Regions from separate parts of the Homo sapiens genome. Here region 2 is linked to region 1. A link is a loop called in an ENCODE intact Hi-C map of the cell type or tissue named here. Cell type or tissue: PC-9. All regions are shown on one strand.

Evidence for each region. A loop is a pair of places that touch in the nucleus more often than their neighbours do. Peaks named below come from ENCODE experiments on the same cell type or tissue, not always from the same donor. Only the 100,000 strongest peaks of a DNase experiment are listed, where the experiment ranks them.
Region 2: a loop joins it to region 1, with 8 times the contacts of the local background. A loop is called at or near these places in 1 of 110 quality-filtered maps.

Annotation. Positions count from the first base shown.
Region 1 is chr12:84,794,486-84,796,985 of GRCh38, forward strand. No RefSeq gene overlaps it. Among named protein-coding and RNA genes, the nearest start is that of SLC6A15, 120 kb to the right of the region's middle. In PC-9, no CTCF peak of the experiment used is centred here; no DNase peak of the experiment used is centred here.
Region 2 is chr12:84,727,107-84,729,606 of GRCh38, forward strand. No RefSeq gene overlaps it. Among named protein-coding and RNA genes, the nearest start is that of SLC6A15, 180 kb to the right of the region's middle. In PC-9, no CTCF peak of the experiment used is centred here; a DNase peak (open chromatin) is centred at 1,085.

The DNA of each region.
Region 1 (2,500 bases):
CCATATGGGGCTTCTCCAAAGCGATGGGAAACATTCCCCCCAAGGCAAAAATGCCCCTAAGATGTATTCTGGAGAATTGGGACCAATTTGACCCTCAGACGCTAAGAAAGAAGCGGCTTATATTCTTCTGCATAACACCTGGCCACAATATACTCTTCGAGAGGGGAGAAACCTGGCCCCCTGAGGGAAGTATAAATTATAACACCATCTTACAGCTAGACCTCTTTTGTAGAAAGAAGGGCAAATGGAGTGAAGTGCCATATGTGCAAACTTTCTTTTCATTAAGAGACAACTCACAATTATGTAAAAAGTATAAGTTATGCCCTACAGGCAGCCCTCAGAGTCTACCTCCCTGCCCCGCGTTCCCCTGGCTCCTTCCCCAACTAATAAGGACCCCCTTCAACACAAACAGTCCAAAAAGAGATAGACAAAGGGGTAAACAATGAACCCAAGAGTGCCAATTATTCCCCAATTATGCCCCGTCCAGGTAGTGGGAAGAGGAGAATTCAGCCCAATCAGAGTGCATGTACCCTTTTCCCTCTCAGACCTGAAGCAAATTAAAATAGACCTAGGCAAATTCTCAGATAACTCTGATGGCTATATTGATGTTTTACAAGGACTAGGACAATCCTTTGATCTGACATGGAGAGATGTAATGTTACTGCTAGATCAGACACTAACCCCAAATTAAAGGAGTGCCACCATAACTGCAGCCCGGGAGTTTGGCAGTCTCTGGTATCTCAGTCAGGTCAATGATAGGATGACAACAGAAGAAAAAGAACAATTCCCCACAGGCCAGCAGGCAGTTCCCAGTGTAGACCCTCATTGGGACACAGACTCAGAACATTAAGATTGGTGCTGCAGACATTTGCTAACTTGCGTGCTAGAAGGACTAAGGAAAACTAGGAAGAAGCCTATGAATTATTCAATGATGTTGATTGTAACATAGAGAAAGGAAGAAAATCCTACTGCCTTTCTGAGAGACTAAGGGAGGCATTGAGGAAGCAAACCTCTCTGTCACCCAACTGTATTGAAGGCCAACTAATCTTAAAGGATAAGTTTATTACTCAGTCAGCTGCAGACATTAGAAAAAAACTTCAAAAGTCTGCCTTAGGCCCAGAGCAAAACTTAGAAACCCTGTTGAACTTGGCAACTTCAGTTTTTTATAATAGAGATCAGGAGGAGCAGGTGGAATGAGACAAAACTGGATTAAAAAAAGGCCACCACTTTAGTCATGGCCCTCAGGCAAGTGGACTTTGGAGGCTCCGGAAAAGGGAAAGCCTGGACAAATCGAATGCCCAATAGGGCTTGCTTCCAGTGCGGTCTACAAGGACACTTTAAAAAAGATTGTCCGAATAGAAATAAGCCACCCCCTCGTCCATGCCCCTTATGTCAAGGGAATCACTGGAAGGCCCACTGCCTCAGGGGATGAAGGTTCTCTGAGTCAGAAGCCACTAACCAGATGATCCAGCAGCAGGACTGAGGGTGCCCGGGGCAAGTGCCAGCCCATGCCATCACCCTCACAGAACCCCAGGTATGCTTGACCATTGAGGGCCAGGAGGTTAACTGTCTCCTGGACACTGGTGCAGCCTTCTCAGTCTTACTCTCCTGTCCCAGACAACTGTCCTCCAGATCTGTCAATATCCAAGGGGTCCTAGGACAGGCAGTCACTAGATAGTTCTCCCAGCCACTAAGTTGTAAATGGGGAACTTTACTCTTTTCACATGCCTTTCTAATTATGACTGAAAGCCCCATTCCTTTATTAGGGAGTGACATCCTAGCAAAAGCAGGGGCCATTATACACTAGAATTAGAAGAAGAAAAAAGGGTAACTATATATACAAACTCTAAGTATGCTTACCTAGTTCTCCATGCCCACACAGCAATATGGAGAGAAAGGGAATTCCTAACTTCCTAGGGAACACCTATCAAACATCAGGAAGCCATTAGGAGATTATTATTGGTTGTACAGAAACCTAAAGAGTGGCAATCTTACACTGCCAGGGTCATCAGAAAGGAAAGGAAAGGGAAATAGAGGGAAACCGCCAAGCGGATATTGAAGCCAAAAGAGCCACAAGGCGGGATCCTCCATTAGAAAAGCTTATAGAAGGACTCCTAGTATGGGGTAATCCACTCCAGGAAACCAAGCCCCAGTTCTCAGCAGAAGAAATAGAATGGGGAACCTCATGAGGACATAGTTTCCTCCCCTCAGGATGGCTAGCCACTGCAGAAGGAAAAATACTTTTGCCTGCAGCTAACCAATGGAAATTACTTAAAACCCTTCACCAGACCTTTCACTTAGGCATTGATAGCACCCATCAGATGGCCAAATCATTATTTACTGGACCAGGCCTTTTCAAAGCTATCAAGCAGATAGTCAGGGCCTGTAAAGAGTGCCAAAGAAATAATCCCTGCCTTATCGCCAAGCTCCTTCAGGAGAACAAAGAACAGGCCATTACCCAGGAGAAGACTGGCAACTAGATTTTACTCGCATGCCCAAA
Region 2 (2,500 bases), 67 kb before region 1:
TCTTACTTATACTGTATGGTTATTTGACTAATGTTTGATCCTTCCATTGAACTTCAAGCTCATGAGGGCAGGAAGGTCACTATTGCTCCCTATCATGTCTTAAGAGTGTAACATTGTGCTTCTTACATAGCTGATCCCATGTATTTGTTAAAAATAGGTGTAAAGAACTAAATGCTCCAAGATGGGAATAATATATGCTTTCATTATGATTTCCACAATCTCAGCTTAGATGCACTTCTATGAATGTCAGTATTCTGTTTCCAGTGTAATTAAACATTAGTGCTTACAGTTACTCGCAGAAAACAGGAAGCAACACATTTAGGATAGCTGTGTCTACAAAAAGAAAAGCCACAGACGTTACACAAAATATTAAATGCTTAAATCAGAGCTGGTTATTAAGCACTACAGCATATAATTAATAATATTATGTAATTGGCAAGATATTTATATTCAGAATAGAAGGCAATAGACTAATATTCTGTGAGTTTGGGGTTTTATAGAAGGTCAAATATTTATTTTGTTGACATTATTGTTTGTCAAAGTATCCTTATTCATAGGAATAGAGAAAGCTATTGTAATAGTTTCTAAGCTAGATCATCTGCCTCCAGCTTCTCTCTATCCTCTCCACACCTTCACACACTTAATTATACTGCAACTGGAATTTCCTCTATAGTCTAAATCTCATCATATAACTCTATTACATGGAACTTGGGTGATTATTAAATGTAGTGGCTCTCAATTGGGAAGCAATTTCTGCCTCCCAGGGAACACTTGGCAGTGTCTGAAGATACTTTTGAACACTACAAATGGAGAAGGCGGCTAAGGGTATTACTTGAATCTAATAAGTAGACACTAAGGAGACTGCTAAATATTCTACGATGCACAAGAGAGCCCTCCACAATAGAGAAGTGGAAAGCCCAAAAATGCAGTAGTGCTGAGGTTGGGAAACCCTGACTGAAGGTTAAAGCCATGGTGTCGAATTTCAAAGTTGCTGATACTATGATAAAGTCACTCTTGTCAGACCCAGTTAGAGTATAGCCAGAAAGTTATGAAAAAGGGGGCTGGCTCATGCTTGTATGCCTGAGGTAAGAACTACCATAAGGAATTTCTAAAACCCACAAGAGATTCTTGCCGCTCTTAACATGCATTTCACACCTTACTTGCCTTACAGACCTTGCTTGTTCTGCACTTCCACACATATTTCTGTAAAAAGGTTTGTTGATTCACCCTTTTGTGATGCATCAGATGCTTTATAATTTGCCACAACCTCCAACCATTTGTTACTGTCTTCATTCAGCTGTCTTCACTTGTTCATATTTCCCACCTTACCTAAAATATACCTCAAGTCTGGGCACACCCTACTTCACATCCACATAACAGCCATGCTAAATTCCTAAATTCCACTATATGCCCCTTTATGTGTCTGTGTTTTTGCATATGCTACAAAATCACACTGGAATTCTCTATTACTGTGTTTCCCAAGCCCCATTTGCCTGATGTACTGATCTATGTCCTTTCAAATTTGCTCCTTTCATTTGTGTCTCAGGTATGCATTTTATTTTATGCATATTATATCAGAGTTTGCACAGAATTACATGTTAGTATTTATGCCTTTGCTGTCTACTTTCTTTAGGCTTTCAGGTCTTTGAAAATTATGAACATGCTATAATTAGCATCTTGTCTCACAGCACCTAAGACAGTGCCTGGGCACATATTTAATTTTTGTTGTTGTTGTTGTTGAACTCCTGAAATTAAATCCGTCTCTACTCTACCCTTTAACTTTGTAAATCAATACTACCATACATCTAATAACTTGGACTACAAGTTAAGAATACTTTACACAATTTCTCTTTCCTCAAAGGTATAGAAAGTAGAATTAATGTTGCTTTATTTTTAAATTGCAGAGACTAGATGGTATAAAAGAGAAGAATATATCTATTGCAAAAGACTAAAGAATAGTTAATGTTATTACTACAGAAGAATACCTTTCAAAATTAATAAATTTGGGGTTGTGAAATTTGGAGTAATTGAAGATATTTCTTTGTATTTCTCTATATACCCTAAGTTTTCTAAAGCAACTGTGTGTTGCATTAATGTCAGAAAATTAAAAAAAAAGGAAAATCATATTTTATATTTACATTTTAAAGAAAAACAATTTTGGATTAAGATCCAGTTTTTCTATTATGAAATCAGAATATAGAACTGCTGATTAAGCTTCCATTCTTTCTACAAAGAACAAATAAAAAATCTCATAGCATGACCATAGTAATACAAACCATATACATTTTACATTTCTTCAAGTGTTTTGGAAGTACCTTTCAAAGTGTATAGCACTATATGAAAACTACACTTTATTTTTGTTTTTGCATCAACACGATAGATTTACCATTAGCTAATTTGTTCTTCAAAATTATTAGATTTAATTTGCTAAATGAGCCTATAACAGAAGCAGGTAAGATGTTATCGAATGTCAGGTAGTATATTATGGTAGGAAGCCTTA